Linked DNA regions of Homo sapiens: region 1 is linked to region 2. A link is a loop called in an ENCODE intact Hi-C map of the cell type or tissue named here. Cell type or tissue: HepG2. All regions are shown on one strand. Each heading gives the region's core, and the rest is flanking DNA. Links, peaks and the distances in the headings are about the cores only. Region 1 has its middle 23 kb from the start of MIR1302-8. Region 2 overlaps TSTD2 (thiosulfate sulfurtransferase like domain containing 2).

Evidence for each region. Hi-C counts contacts between places; a loop is a spot of excess contacts. Peaks named below come from ENCODE experiments on the same cell type or tissue, not always from the same donor. Only the 100,000 strongest peaks of a DNase experiment are listed, where the experiment ranks them.
Region 1: a loop joins it to region 2, with 6 times the contacts of the local background. A loop is called at or near these places in 20 of 110 quality-filtered maps.

The regions. Positions count from the first base shown.
Region 1 is chr9:97,382,473-97,390,802 of GRCh38, forward strand. No RefSeq gene overlaps it. Among named protein-coding and RNA genes, the nearest start is that of MIR1302-8, 23 kb to the left of the region's middle. RefSeq lists enhancers at 3,274-3,780, 3,781-4,286, 5,537-6,101, 6,152-6,351, 6,382-6,531. In HepG2, for the core only: a CTCF peak has its summit at 4,673 (motif pointing right); DNase peaks (open chromatin) are centred at 2,625, 4,060, 4,699 and 5,574; H3K4me3 peaks cover 1,308 bases.
Region 2 is chr9:97,610,900-97,619,229 of GRCh38, forward strand. TSTD2 (thiosulfate sulfurtransferase like domain containing 2) reads right to left here. Exons shown (of 10, transcript NM_139246.5): 4 at 6,858-6,978; 5 at 675-800. Among named protein-coding and RNA genes, the nearest start is that of TSTD2, 18 kb to the right of the region's middle. In HepG2, for the core only: a CTCF peak has its summit at 4,783 (motif pointing left); a DNase peak (open chromatin) is centred at 4,782.

The sequences.
Region 1 (8,330 bases), core at 103-8,102, 230 kb before region 2:
TGTCTGCACCTCTTTTAGTCTAGGTTTGAATAAAGAGCAGAGAGTCTGGTTAATGTATAACATCTCAATGCAAAGGTCAGAAAGTAAAGGTCATGCACCAAAGAAGAAAAACAGTCATATTATGTGAGTCAGCTTCCAGGACTTTTCCCTTTGGCATAATAAATTTGGAAGATCCTGAAACTTAATTTTCTTTTTATAAGAGGCTCCTAGAAACTGGACTAAGACTTCAAGTTCATCCTCTTAAACTGTACCCTGTTGCTGCCAAGGTGCCAAGGCCCAACAGGGCCAAGACAAATGTCTGGGTCTACATTGAGCTTTACAAGAGACCCCCTCTTGGCACCCTGGAGAATGCTGGCTCTTGCTCCAGTGAGAAGCTTGTTTTTTAGGTAAGGAAAGTGAAGCCCCTGGCACTAGGTTTAGAAGGCCTTCCTCAAGTCTGCAGACCCCCTCCACCAAGGGCTCTACAGTCAAGGAAGTTATGCAGAACACACCAGAAAATCGCACCAAGAATCAGGAAGATCTCAACTTGGATGAGAACAGACAATCAGTATGTGTGAATACCAAGATGCCAGATGTTGGAATTATCTGACAGTGGTTTGAAATAGCCATAATAATAATGTTTTAATAAGCAATTATAAACACACTTGAAACAAATGAAAAATTAGAAAATCGTAACAAAAAAATAGAAGAAAGAAATCCAAGTGGAAGCTTCAACTGAAAAATATAATAACCAAAATTTAAAAACTCAATGTGTAGGCTCAACAGGTTTCAAAAGTGAGGAGAAAGAATCTATGAACAAAAAGAACAACAGAAATGACCAATCTAAACAACAGGGAGGGGAATGAACAGAGTCAGAGAAGCAGAGGGGAAGCACTTGGGGTGAGTGCAGGGCAGTGCCTGTTTACCACCCTGATTGGAAGCATTTCAGTATTTTAGTTGGTATGGCTGTATCCCTGCATGCCTGTGGATCATCAGTTTGGAGGCATAAAACCCCAAAAGGACAGGATTCTGGGAGCTTCCAGATAGCTGGCCACATGGAGATTCCTGGAGGGAGGCACGCCCAGAAAGGTCATGGAAGCTCCGTGCCCCTTCTTCCATTCCCTGCCCTATGTATTGCCTCCATCTGGCTGTTTATCTGCATCCTTTATTAATAAACAAGTAGGCCAGGTGCAGTGGCTCACATCTGTAATCCCAGCCCTTTGGGAGGCTGAGGCGGGCGGATCACAAGGTCAAGAAATCGAGACCATCCTGGCCAACATGGTGAAACCCCATCTGTACTAAAAATGCAAAAATTAGCTGGGCACGGTGGCATGCATCTGTAGTCCCAGATACTCAGGAGGCTGAGGCAGGAGAATCACTTGAACCCGGGAGGCAGAGGTTGCAGTGAGCTGAGAGCGCCACTGCACTCCAGCCTGGCGACAGAATGAGACTCCGTCTCAATAAGTAAATAAACAAACAACTAAATGTAAGTAAAGTGTTTACCTGAGTTCTGTGAGCTGCTCTAGCAAATTAATCAAGCCCAAGAAGGAAGTTACAGGAACCCTGATTTACAGCCAGTTTCTAAAGAATGTATTAACCAGGTGACAGCCTACTACTTGCTACGGGCATCTGAAGTGGAGGGCAGTCTTGTGGGACTGGGCACTCAGCCTGTCTCCAGGTAGATAGTATCAGAATGGAATTGAATTAGAGGATGCCTAATTCACTGCCTAATACACTGCAGAATTGCTTGATGTATGGGGAAATGACCTTCACACATCCGTTATCAGACGTATTGTATTGAGTGGTGTGTGAGTAGAGGGAAAAACCACTTTTTCCCTATATCTTACATATTGAATGCCTTTCATTTTATTTTCTTGCCTAATTGCTGGGCCCTCCCATGCCTCCCACTCACTGCCCCCCTAATGCCTCACCTTCAACTCTCCCCACGGGAAAAGTTCACAGTCCCCCCCACTCCTGCCCACTTTGCCCCATGAAATAACCACAGTACAAGACTGGACAGAGGATAAAGCCATCCAGGGGGCTGTAAGCTCTAAGGACTCGGGCCAGCTTGCCCTTAGGACAAGTCAGTAACAACACAACTGAGTGTGTAAACAGGGGACCCCCAAGACCTTGGACCTCAGGAACACAGGACCCCAGACTTCACCTTGGCCAGTATGGGAGTGTGGGGTCTGTCGTTGACAAGGAATAAGTACCCTTATCCTGGCAAACCAGAGCTCACCTGTGGTTCATCAGGCTCCAGCCAGGAAGGAATGGCCAGGATGTGCCTGACAGAGAGGCTGGGAGTCTTCTAGGGAATTTCCGCCTTGAAAGGAATTATACCAGGAATTGCAGGGATGCTGGAAATCCTAGATCTTAGGTAGTAGCAATGTTTATGCAATGAGGCCCAGCTGCAGCCTTAAAAATTGCATTGCAAAATCTTTCCCCCTGGATAAGAAACCAGCAAGAAAAGAAGTGCTAAGGTCAAAGACAGAATCCCAGGAGGAGTCAAATCTAAGGTCAAGGGTCACTCACGGCTCTCCTGGAAGTGAACTGAAGATGCAATGTCCAGCCTGCCCTAAGTCCATTTGCAAATAATCCTCCTTTGGCCTTATCCTTTCCACATTACACATTTGGATCTTTTTACACTCCCCCCGCCCCAACACATACACACATACACACTTAGTACTGATGCAATTCCAGTGTTTGAACAAGAAAACTACAAGTCCCTAATAGTTGATCAAAGGAAACCTCAGTAAGCAAATCAACATGTTCCCTCTTCCTCCAAAGCAGTAGAAAGGTAGCCACTGTCTTGGGTCAGGAAATGGTCCCTGGAAGGGTATTTTTAAAGACACCCAGATTCCCAAGGGTGCTGCTATGCCGTGTGAAAGCCCCTTCAGCTGCTAACCTGGGAGTTCTGAGGGGCTGTCTCTGCTTCTTGCCCAAGCTGACGATACAGAAGTGAACATGGGCCCTGAGGAAGTCCTACTTTTCTCCCATCTCCCTTCTCCTGCAGTCAACACACAGGCACCCCTGCAAGATGCCTCATCTCTAGGAGGGATATGAGAGCCTGTATCTCCAATTAACACAGGAAGTGAAAGAACAAAACCACAGCTCCTAGGCTGTAACAGAAACAGGATTTTAATACAGTATTCATCTCTATTGTATCCATTTTTATAGTAAATAAATTTTGCCCCTCTTCAAAGCAGCCAGGGCTGGGGGAGAGCTCTTAGGGAGCGGGGACAGGAGTGTCTCATGTTCTCCTGGGCTTCAAGGGATCCCAGAAAAAGACTCACCTTGCTGTCCTTCTCATCTGGGCTGGAGGAGCCGGCCCAGGGTCCCTGGGGGGCCCAGCTGTGCCCTGCTGCGTACGTAGGGGTCACAGTTGAGCGTGCCTCGTGTCTGTCCAGCCACTGGTCCAGGGCTCTGCTCTGGGGGCCTGGTGGCTGGATGGGAGGGCAGGATGACCTGGAGGGGACTACCCCAGGGTCTCAGACTACCCTGCCACCCACTCTCACTCTGTGCTCCGGGCACTGTGCTGCGTGCTTGGTGTCCCGGTCCCGAGAGTGATCATTTAGCATCAGCCCATTTCATAGAGGAGGAAAGCGAGGCCCTGAGAGGTGAGGTGCCCTGCCCCAGCCACAGGGCTGTTCAGTGATGGAGCCGGGAGCCCAGTGCCAGCTGTCCGACACTCCAAACCCACACTTAGCCCAAAGCTGCACTGAGCCCTGGGACAGTCCGCCCAGTACACCAGGTCACTCACAGGCACCTGAGCTTGACTGTGGCCTTTTCTCCTTGGCATTGAGGCCGTTGCTGGCTGACTCAGGTGGTGGTTCTGACTGGCAGGACTGCTTATAGCTACAGGACAGGGTGGCAGCCCTGAGACTACCTGGAGCCACACCTCAGCTCTCCCTCCCAATGCCTGCCCAGCACCTGCAGTCTGGATGGCCCAGCTGTCACCACATACTAGAGGATGACTCTGACCAGGAGCCATAGCTTCAGGCTTCCTGCTACTGGCCACCAGAGAGAGTCGACCCCTGCCCTCACCCAAGTCCTTCCCCAGCCTGATCTCTCATCCTCACTGAGCTGCTCCATGGTCTGGAACCAGGTTCCAAAGTCCTCAGGTGGAAATTATCTGCAGCCACCTGAGGCAGCTGCAGCTCCCTAATTACTGTGCATTCCTGGTGCCAGAGGGAAGAACAGCAGGGTGACAGGGCCCGGTGGGGGGTGCTGGAGGAGCCCTGGTGGGGGTGTGGAGTGGGGCTAAGGGTCTTGGCCTCTCTAGGTCTTTGCTTTTAAGAGGCTCCCACCTCCACTCCAATCCCATCCAGTCCCTACTTGTTCTCAGAGTTGGGTTCAAACAGTCCCTCCTCCAGGAAGTTGTCCTTGATTCCAGCGCCTACCCCCACCCTCCAGTGGGATGGTTCCTCCTCTGCTCTGTATCAAGCCCTCCCAATGAGTCTAAGATGTAGGGGATGGGTCCAGGGAGTGTCTGGCAGGCGGGGAGTCTCCGACTTCCACGCCCCCAGCCTCCCGCAGTGAATGCCACAGCTGCTTACCTAACTCCTTTCCTGGAAGTTGATCAGATTTGCCTGGAAGTCACACAGCCAAAGCCCATCAAAAAGTCCCTGGCCCCTGACCACCTCCCGACCACATTCCTCTCACGTTGCAGTACCAACAGGGTCCACCAGGGGGCAGGGCGTGCATACAAAATGGGACTTGAACCTGGGTCAGACTAGGCTCCAGAGGAGGCGGTCACGGCAGCGGAGGCTCAGGGACTTTAGAGCCCAGCCCTCTCTGATGACAGACAGGGAAACCGAGGCATCGAGCTGGAAGGGATTGTTCACCTACTCCCGTGCTCTCTAACTTCACTCTCCTGCCACCATGGACAGCGCCCGAGGGAGCGTCTGACTCCAGCGCAGCTACAATCTCCTGCAGCTGGGCAGCGAGGCAGCTGGGCCGCTTCACTACACGGGGAACGGGGTCTGGCGGCTCCGTGGAGCCTCCGTTCCCCTCATCAATACGGTGGGCGCGACGCCCGGCTCACAGGGGAAGTGTGAGGACCGCCTAAGAGGAGGTTTGCCGAGAGCTCAAGACTCGGTGAGGGGCTCTCTCCTCCCAAGCTCAGGACCCTGGCCCCGCCCTGCCCCTCCCCAGCCTCAATCGCATCTGGATAATCCTTCATCGCAGTGCCCAGCATCACCAGGTCAGATGGAATGGGCCAAGGAGGGGTCGGACCCTGTGCCCATGGGGTGGGGTGTTGATGAGCACTGGCTCTCCGGTACCGCCCTCGGGTTGATCAGATCAAACAATCTGCAGCCACCTGGGGCAGCTGCAGCTCCCTAATTACCTAATCAAATCCCTCACACTCAGCCTCCCGGACCCACCCAGGCCTCCCACGTGGAGCAGCCAAGATTTGCCCCCACCCAAAACCCGTCCCCACACCTCTCTGCGTCTAGCAAACTCGCTGTAGCCACTCCTACAGCCGGCTTTGGCAATCACAAAGGTTGTGAGGGGCCAGCCCTGGTTCTCCCTGCTCCTCTCCAACCCACCATCTCCACCCTCTGCGCCAGCCCAGCTCTCCCTGACCCTTGCTCTGGCCACTTCTGTTGGAGGCATTTCAGGCACTGCTGGAGAAGCAAGGCCCCCTCCTCTCTTGATGTGAGGCCTACGCTGGGAGGGAGGAGTCCTGCCCTCTGACTCCCAGGAGTTTCTCCCACCCCACCTGCAGCTGCTGCCTCTTCTGGGCTCTCTGGGGCTCCATCTCCAGGGTGGCCACCCTGAAGGTCCCCTCCTGCCAGGGTCGAGGGCAAGGTCAGTGAGGATATCCTCTTCACCCCTTTATTCTCCCAGCCCCCTGACCCTGGGGCCCTGGACACCTGGCCAGATCAGCTGGTACTAGTACTACTGCCACCACTTCTGGGGCGCTTTGATTCCAGCTTCACTCCCTTGGCCTCCCTGAACCTGTGTGTTTCCTCCTCTGGGAAAGTGCGGCAGGAACTCCACCTGCCTCACAGGCTCTCCTGAGCACCTGGTTCCTAGCACTCACAGCATTGTTCCTGCCATCACACCCCTCCCCCAGGGCAGAGCCAGGCACAAAGCCCTCCACATTCCTCTCCATTGTCACCATGTGAGTCCTGCACCACAGGGCCATCATCCCTCCACTTTTCAGATGAGAAAACAGAGGCCAAAGAGGAGAGTGACTTGCCCAGGGCCCCATAGGAGAGGCCAGCTTCCTCCTCCTAGCTGGAGGCCCCATCCCAGCTGCCTTCACCATGCCCCTCAGCACCACTGCTGACCAGGGTCCCATCCTCTGGGCTCTCGATGTGTGTCCAGGCCCCCAGCCAGGCCCAGCCGTGGTGGGAGAAGACAGGGTAGTCCCAGGAGGCCCAAATGAGTGGCTCCTGCCTGCCTCAGCCACAGGATTCTCTGCCCCAAAGGCTGGGCTGAGGCCATGCAAAGGCTCCACCTCCCCAGGGAAACCCCCAGGAAGTTCCCCTGCACAGAACACTTTCTTCCTCCACTCAGGAAGGGGGACTCCGAGGTGCTATCTCTAATTGACAGGCTAGGGGTGCCCAGGGTGATGGGTGAGGCCACTTTGCTTCCTCTTTTGTGTGGATGCTTGTGAAATCCTCTCAGGAAGTAGCCACCGGGGATCCATTAGTCCCCATATACTCCTCATAAACCATCTGGGATATGTGTCATTGCAAATGAGGCATCAGGGCCGGAATCTGTGACTGATCAGCAGTGCCTGCTATGGTGCCAGAGAGGGCAGTTGCAGAGTGCACATACCTGTCCTCTACTCTAGCCATTTGGACCCATGGCTGGGCAGCCTTTTTGACTACCTGGCCTATGGGATTCCTCGGCAGTGCCCATCCCTGGTGCAGGCAGGGAGCCCCCTCCCCTTGGAGCTGCAGTCCAGACAGAAGAGCAGCTGGAGGCCAGCTTCCTGAGGACCCTCTACCTTCCCCATCTGCCAACAGCCTGGAGGGGGCTACCAGCCAGTGCGATGGGCCAGCCAGGGACCCAAGCCAGGGACCTGCTCAATCTGCCACCTCATCAAGCCCTCCTGGCTCAGCACAGCACAGCCACCACTATGACCCATTGCTGGGACCTCCTGCTCTCTGAAGTGCCCCCCACCCCCACCCCGCCTGCCCATGGACCAGAGGGGTCCCTCTGCTATGAATCCAGAAAAGATGCTATGAATCCAGAAAAGATGGAGACTGAAGATTTTCAAAGAAACTCTCAATAAGAAACTGAAAAACCACACCCTGTCCAGTCCTTCCACCCTCTCAGTTCCCTCCCTCCCAAAGGCTTGCCCCCATCTCCTCCTCCACTTTGCCATGGTGAGCAGAACCCTGCACAGTGCACTATCTTACACACCTTGGAAATTTCTGGGACTGTTCCTGTGCAGAGGGGAAAGAAGGAAGGAGAAATTTGGGAATCACGGGGAGGGGTATGAGTGCAAATCCCATTTACTTAAGAAGTCACAGACCCAAACACCCTAGATGAGAGGTTCCAACAGGTTCCTCTGAGTCTAAGGGCCCCATGAGACTGGGGAGGGGAGGGGAGTCTCAGGTTGGTCCACTGGGCCCCCACTCCCATTTCAGCTGAGCAGGTCTGTTTTGACCAGTTTTGATTTCAATCATCAGAGAAATTTGTTGCTGTGAGGTAAGCTCTTGATAGTCTCCGATTTGGCCCCAGCCTATATCTGACAGGTAAGGAAAGGTAACCTAATTTGAAGCAGAACTGCTGGCCTAAGATCCCAGGGAGGCTCAGAGACCCCACCCAGGTTCCCAGTCCCTACCTCAAGGGTTCACAGCCTCCCAGTGCCTCCTAGGCTCACTGAGAGGCAATGCCCAGCCCAGCCCCGTGGATGTCCCTGATCCACCCTGGTGCTCCTATAGAGAGAGGCCTTCTCACCTGGAAACTTCTCTCCATGTGAATTGAGGTACTCTGCAGAGCAGAGAGGATGGTGTGGAGTGAGGAGAAGTTCTTGAGGACTCAGCACTCCTGGGGAGGAGGGAGAATGAGCCAGGAGGTGGGGAGCTGGAATCCCCCCTGCTCCACTCCAGCTCCTCCACTGACATCTCCCCTCCTGGAGGAGACAGAAGCCCCGGGGAGCTGTGACAGGGAGTAGGGGCACACCTGGGACCTAGTGAGCAACACTCACAGGGAAGGAGCCCAGTAGGAAGTGAGCATCCCATCTCTGAGACACATGTTCAAGGCCAGCATGCCCCTGACAGGAAGGCCTAGGGACTGTGTGGGGGCTTAGACCACAGACCACACACCTGAGAGCTGACAAGGAGGCCATTCCCAAGGCTGCAAGAGGGAGCATATTAGTCCGTTTTCAC
Region 2 (8,330 bases), core at 27-8,026:
ATTCCAGATTTACTAAAAACACAGTGATCTGCTGACCAGGCTGGTGGTCTCTCAAGTGAGCTAATATGTCCAAGATTTGGAGTCCCAGATTGCATGAGCTGTAACATTCTTATTTTATAAGAAGGGATACTGAGGTCTAGAGCACTAGCTGGTCCAAAATCATATGGTGACTCAGTGAAAGAATGGGGACGAGCATACTCCTTCTATTGTACTGTCTCGTAACCTAAAGAGAAAAGCACATTTAAAGGGGAAAGGGGGCAGGTGCGGTATCTCACGTCCATATCTCAGCACTATAGGAGGCTGACGTGGGAGGACTGCTTGAACCCAAGAGTTCCATACCAGCCTGGGCAACATAGTGAGACCCCGTCTCTACAAAAAAATTAGCCAGACATGGTGATGCACGCCTATGGTCCTAGCTACCTGGGAGGATCACCTGAGCCCAGGGAGGTTGAGGCTGCAGTGAGCCATGATCACGCCACTGCACTCCAGCCTGGGTGACAGAGCAAGACCCTGTCAAAAAACAAAACAAAAAAACTCCCCAAGCCCCAAAAAATAAAGGGGAAAGGGTATTTATTTGGCACTGCTTATTTCTCTACTTTGAACTCCTCTTCAATAACATGCACAGAGGCAGAAGCAGATGGCTCTAGATCCATTTAATTTTCATTTTCTCTTACCTTAAAATCATCTTTACACAGGTCATCCTTAAACAATGGGAAGGAAAGCATGACTTCCACATAAAGTCTGGTAGCCAATTTGCTTCCACCAACTGTCCCATTGATTCCTTCTGCAGCAATTCGAATCTGAGACACAAGACGGTGAAAAAGAGAACAGATTGTTCTTAGCTTGGTTATCTTTCCAGGGAAGAACAATAGGCTCATGTGTGTCAATGAGTTTAACAGGAAAAGCAGAGACGCTGATGAGGACACCAAAGTGTTACTGGACAAAGATATCTGTGTTTTTCTTTTTTATTTTAAACTTTTAAGTCCAGGGATACAAGTGCAGGTTTGCTCTGCAGGTAAAACTGTGTCATGGGGGTTTATTGTGCAGATTATTTCACCACCCAGGTATTAAGCTTAGTACCCCTTAGTTATGCTCCTGATCCTCTCCCTCCTTCCACCCTCCACCCTCCAAAAGGCCCCAGTGTCTGTTGTTCCCCTCTATGTGTCCACGTTCTCATAATTTAGCTCCCACTTATAAGTGAAAATATGTAGTATTTGGTTTTCTCTTCCTGCGTTAGTTTGCTAAGGATAATGGCTCCCAGCTCCATCCATGTCCCTGCAAAAGACATGATCTTGTTCTTTTTTATAGCTGCATAGTATTCCCACATTTTCTTTATCCAGTTTATCACTGATGGGCATTAGGTTGATTCCATGTCTTTGCTACTGTGAACAGTGCTGCAATGAACATATGCATACATGTGTCTTTATAACAGAACAATTTATATTCTTTTGGGTACATACCCAGTAATGGGATTGCTGGGTCGAATGATAGTTCTGTCTTTAGGTCTTTGAGGAATTACCACATTGTCTTCCACAACGGTTGAGCTAATTTACACTCCCACCTATAGTGTATAAGTATTCCTTTTTCTCTACAACCTCACCAGCATCTGTTATTTTTTGACTTTTTAATAACAGCCATTCTGACAGGTGTGAGATGGATACCTGTTTGTTTTTTAAGACAGAGTCTTGCTCTGTTGCCCAGGCTGGAGTGCAATAGCACAATCTCGGCTCACTGCAGCCTCCACCTCCTGGGTTCAAGCGATTCTCCTACCTCAGCCTCCTGAGTAGCTGGGATTACAGGCATGCGCCACCAAGCCCAGCTAATGTTCGTATTTTTAGTAGAGACGGGGTTTCGCCATGTTGGCCAGGCTGGTCTCCAACTCCTGGCCTCAAGTGATCTACCCGCCTTGGCCTCCCAAAGTGCTGGGATTACAGGCACAAGCCACCGTGCCCAGCTGGATACTTGTATTTTTCTAAAATGGCATAGCCTTCAGTTCAGATGAGGTATTCTGTTTCATGCATGCTGAACAAAAGAATGTGAATAAAACTCCTGGAAAGCCCCATTTGCTATGGAGCTACAATAGTCCAACAGCCAAAGAAGTGAATTCTGAGCTTAATCTAAATCCAGGTAGCTTAACAGAGTCCTCCACAGAGGTCAGCAGATCTAGGCTCAAGATTAAGCTCTGCCACTCACTTGCATGTAGCTGTGAGAAAGTTAATTGACTTCTCTGAATCTTAATTTCTTTATATGAATAAAAAGGGAACTAAAGAGCACCAGAAATGAAAAGAACTGCTGAGGAGATACTACCAAAATCCTAAAGCACAGAGTACATCTGAGGGCTGAGGGTATACATGAGCATGTATCTCTGCATGGTGTTTGGAGGACAGCCTACCACTGCAAACCATCCACTGGAATACAAGTTCCACATGGGTGTGTGTCTGTTTTGCTCACCAGCATATCCCCTAGAACAGTGCCTGCCACATAGTAGGCACTCAATACGATTTGTTGAATAAATGAATATGCATCCATATCTGGGGCTCTTTGGCATCTCAAGTCCCATATTCTCTTTGAAATGCTCCCCTGGTTAGGGGACATTAGAGCCTGGGGTAAAGCCCCAGCCTTAAGAGGCAGTGTTCTGGGGGCCCTGCAGAGTTGGTTGTTTTCGTACTACAAAATCCTGTGGATGAGTTTAAAGATGGATCATCTTTAAAGGGAACTGAGCTCTCTAAAGAAAAGTGCTAGCAAGGGCAGCACATGTGGCATCATGGCACTGTCTGGAAAAAGAGATGATTTAATTCAAGGTCCTATATTGTTCTAGTCATATAACACTGATATATACCAGTACTTCATAATTTGAAAATTTTTAATGGCTGTCCTTTTTTAGGGTCCAGAGAAGACACATCAGTTGATGCCTCACTTGATCAATTCTTTTTTTTTTTTTTTTTTTGAGACAGAGTCTCGCTGTGTCGCCCAGACTGCAGTGCAGTGGTGCAATCTCGGCTCACTGCAAGCTCCGCCTCCCAGGTTCACACCATTCTCCTGCCTCGGCCTCCCAAGTAGCTGGGACTACAGGTGCCCGCCACCACGCCCGGCTAATTTTTCATATTTTTAGTAGAGACGGGGTTTCACCGTGTTAGCCAGGATGGTCTCAATCTCCTGACCTTGTGACCTGCCTGCCTCGGCCTTCCAAAGTGCTGGGATTACAGGCATGAACCATCGCACCCAGCCCTACCTGATCAACTCTTTAGGGTATGGATATAAAACAAGATTCATGGCACAAGCCAATGCCAACTCATTGGAAGTGGTATATAATTTTAAACTTTGAAAGAACATAAAAGACACAAACATATGCATGTGTGTAATATGATCAGAGAATATTTTAGGAAAATAAAAACCATCGATAACCCTACATGCCTAGATAATCCTTACTAACATTTTGGTATACACAACCTTCCATGTTTATACATGCACTTCTGGTTTTGTCATGAACATGCATTCTATATTCTCCAAATATCTACTGAGGGTCTACTACATGCTAAGCTCTGTTCCAGCACTGAGAATACATCAATTAAGACCAAAATTCCTGTCCTCATGAAGCTTATAAATGAAGATTATACTTTCAGATAGTAATAAATTCTTTGAAAAGCAGAAAGGGATAGAACGTGACAAGATCTGGAGAGGACTACTTCAGACTGCAGCTCTAAGGAGACAATATGTGAGCCGAGATCTGAAGTGGGGTATGCGCCATGTGAAGGTGCAGGGAAGAGCACTCTAGAGAGGAAGGAAACAGCAAATGTCAATACCCTGAGCTGGTAAATGACCCTGGCAGGTTCTAGAAAATTAAGAAGCTTGGAATCACACCTCTACGTATAGTACTGTAAAATGTTTTCCAGAGTTCCATGACAAAGATTCCGGGTCACATCCAGACTCCTTGAGAAACAGTGCTGCAGTCTAGTGAAGCCAGTTCTGGGCATGGGAGAGGGAAGCAGGAAGCCTGTGACATCTCTGCTACACAGGCTACTGTCCCCACTACCAACTTATAGTGGACTACATAGAAAAATAGAGCCCAATCAGTGTAAGAGTCAGAAAACCCACTCCAAAAGAGTTTCTGACTACAGCAGGTAGGATGAAGTATGTATGTCTAAGTACCTCTCTTGGGGTAGGCTAGTAGATTCTTTTCTAATTTATTTTAATCTCAGAACCCAAAGAGAAGACAAGCACATCTGCTCCCTATATAGCTAGGGCAGAGCATGCTCTAAACTCGTGCACTAGACTTTGAACCCCCAGGATTCTCTAACAGAAATCCTTCAAAGCTCCTTAGTGAGGAAGGCCTTGTAAGAAACTGAGAAGAACAATCATTAGCATTTATTCAGCACTTGCTATGAGACAGAAGCATTACATTATAATCCTGAAAGGCAGATATCATAATCCCCGTTTTACAGAAAAGGAAACAAAAGCTCAGAGAAATCAAGTAACTTGCCCAGTGGTATAGCTGATAGCTGGTAAATCTGGGATTCAAAACCAGATCTTACTAGCTCCCAATCTTATAACTTTTCCTTTCCAAAGCCTTCAATGTATCCCCTCAAATTTTTTGAGGCAATAAAGAATACACAGCAATAGAGTAGAGGCTTTTTTCCCATAATTCTACAACTGTCAGGTTCTTCTCTTTCCCTACTTAGGCACTGATATTTTGCCAAATCTCCAAACACAAAACTCTCATTAAACTGGGCATGTATCCTTGACACCTAGGAATTTATATCCAAGATCTAGGCAAGTGCTGCCACCTTGTGGGTAAGATCCCTCATTGCTAATTTAGCACTTGGGTTGGGCCAAGAAAAATGATCTGCCTCTAAACCAAGAGGCTGTTTTCAAACCTTGTACATTCAGGTTTACTGTGAGAGTATCCATCTTTCAGGGTGTGGAAGTTTTCTGAATAGGAATGGTGATGAAAGTATTAAATATTATTTATTTATTTACACCAGGAATTGTGCTAGGAATTAGGGATACAGTGCTTGAAAAAAATATAGCTTTTCCCCTTTAGGAGCTTACAGACTATGGGAGGTCACAGATATTAAAATAAAAGTTACAAATGGACAAATGTTATGAAAAACAATTACAAGATGCCATGAGAGAGTGCACTGGGAAAAATGAATTTAGATTGACAGGAAAGGTCTCTTTGAGGAAGTGTCATGAAAATTGAAAACTAAGCTTGAGTAAAAATCAGACTGGAGCAGCAGAGTGGGTGTAGGAGAGTTCCTTGAAGATAGTTTGCTTGTAAGAAGGCCCAAGGAGAGAAAAGAACTCGGTGGGTTCCAAAAAACTGAAAGACCATGTTGCTGGAGTATAATGAGCAAAGAACAGTATCAGACGAGAGGAAAAGGTAAGAAGGGGCCAACTCACGCAGGAACCTAAGGGCATTTTTAAGGCACTGGATTTCCTCCATATGCACCAGAAGTGGCAGCCACTGAAAGAGTTTGAGGAGGGAGTGATGTGATTTGATTCACCTTTTAGGATCATTATGGCTGTGTGGAGAATGGATTAAGTGGCAGGCAGGGATGGCAAGCTGAAGAGTAATTTGAAAGCTACTGAATGGACTGGGTAAGAGAGGGTGGTGGTTTGGTCTAAAGTGGTGAGTGTGGAAGAGAGAAGGGAACGGAATTAAGGAATATTTGAAGAGGTGGAAATGGCAGGCCTTGGTGATGAACTGAATGAGGTAAATGAAGTCATTATCTGTTGGAAAACATGGATGTGAAAAATATCACTGATCAATTCAGACCTGGGTCATATGTTGGGAAAGATGAAACAAGGCAGCACAGTGTCATAACCAGAGGGGGTTTTGGGGGAAACTAGTTCACTTCCTTTCGATTTAAATTTTGAAAATCATATAAAATACATAGACATATGCATGTGTATAATGTAATCAGAGAATATTTTAGGAAAATAAAAACCATCGATAATCCTACATGCCTAGATAATCCTTACTAACATTTTGGTATACACAACCTTCCATGTTTATACATGCACTTCTGGTTTTGTCATGAACATGCATTCATTCCTTCATTCTATATTCTCCAAATATCTACTGAGGGTCTACTACATGCTAAGCTCTGTTCCAGCACTGAGAATACATCAATTAAGACCAAAGTTACTGTCCTCATGAAGCTTATAAATGAAGATTATACTTTCAGATAGTAATAAATCCTTTGAAAAGCAGAAAGGGATAGAATGTGATGAGATCTGGAGAGGACTACTTCAGACTGCAGCTCTAAGGAGACAATATGTGAGCCGAGATCTGAAGTGGGGTATGCGCCATGTGAAGGTGCAGGGAAGAGCACTCTAGAGAGGAAGGAAACAGCAAATGTCAATACCCTGAGCTGGTAAATGACCCTGGCAGGTTCCAGAAAATTAAGAAGCAACTTGGAATCACACCTCTATGTTCTATAAAATGTTTTTCCAATTAATATATCACAAACATTTCCCTATACCAGGGTCGGCATATTATCCTTGCTTTTGCATATAGTTTTATTCAAACACAGCCATCCAATTCTTTTACATTATTATCTATAGTTGCTCTCATGCTATAACAAAACTGAATAGTTTTTTGTGCAACACCTAAAATTATCTACTATCTGGTTCTTCAAGAAAAAGTTTGCTGACTCCTGGTTTATGCCAGTAAATATTCTTATAAAATACCATGTTAATGGCTGCCTAATATTCTACTTAAATGCTCAGCAGAATTTCCCTAACTTTTAAGAACTCAACAGTGAATCTTTTTTATAATGAGCACAGCATTTGCAATCCAAGGTTGGCAGGCAAGATGGACCCAGTGAAGGAAGGAATATAGGAGAAGGTGTTACCTTGCCTGTGAGGTGCAGGTGCTGACACAGAGCTGTCTGCCAGGCACAGATCCATTGGGGATCCTCCAGGTCATGGTAGCAGTAATAAAGGAGCACCTCCCCTTCTTCACTGCCCTGGCCACTATAAAATGAAAATCCAAGGCAAAGAGCATTTGAGTCGCTGGCATAAAGAAGTCACAATTCATAAAATACACCCAGGCAGTCTGAGGGAAGGCTAAGATGAGGACACTCATGCCTGTCTTTGCTGTGATGATTGTTCTCCTCCTGAAATGAGAAGCAACTTCTTTTTATATTTGCTCTACAGAAGACAGTATCTGCACTGAACTTACTTTACAAAAAGTGAGTTTACTTTGATCCCTCATTTAATGGTCACATCCAAGAGACAGGTATTAGTAACTCCAATTCATAGAAAAGTTAGAAATTTGGTTCCATTCTGGCCTATCCTCTCACATAAAGCAGTATCTGTATGAATCATCATACAAAAAAGTTTCACTTCCATTTATTCTTATAACCCTCTTTCTATGATGCAGGTTATTATTATCCCCATTTAACAGCTGAATAAATTGAGGCCAATTCCTCCCAAGTCAGACAGCCAGAAAGTGATAGTAAGGACCTAAACGCCAGTCTTCTGATACCAGATCTATACTCTTTCTACTGCACTGGGCTGTCTTACACTAACTAGCTAGGCAGGTCTTTCATCACTTCTGGGCCTTGGTTTCCTCATCTGTAAAATCAGAGAATGGAAATAAACTATATTTTCCAAAGTATGTTATGAAGCTGTTCTATAAAATTATGTTTGGAAACCCTGCAGACAGCATCTCCCTCCTTAAGAATCACAGCCAAAGCCTCTTAAAGGCTCTGAGAAGTCTTGCAGTAACAACATTTTGACTGAGTGCTTCCCAAATTTGTCTTTAATACCCCTTTTTTCAATACCTTGTTAGCATCCTCTAGAACTAGTGTTCCACAGAACATATTTTAGGGAATGCTACAGTACACGACAATTAAGGTCCTATCCAGCTCTGGAGTCTGAGTCCCTCCTCAACAGCCTCATCATATTTCAGGGCCTAGTCTCTTCCATGCTTTCCATGCTCCTCCATGAAACCTTCTTGTCTATTTTAGATCCTATTTTCCTTTCTCTAAGCTCCTATAACAAGTTAGTCTCTGTAACATACAATTCAACTGATAATTATGTAACCCGTTATCATCTGCTAATTGCCTCATGTGTCTTTTTCGTTGTTTTTCTAACTAGTAAGTAAATTCCCTGAAGTGTGGGGCCATATGAAATGGAAGGGCCATATCTGTATAGCACAGTGTAGTTCACAACTGCTTATACTATCACCGTCCTATATAACTCATTCTGCAGTACTGGGAGGTAGGCAAGGCAGGCATTATTATTCCAATTTTAGAGGTGAGGAAATGAAGGTACAGAAAATTTTAGTGACTAGCTCAAGTGTGACTTCTACTTCAACTTGC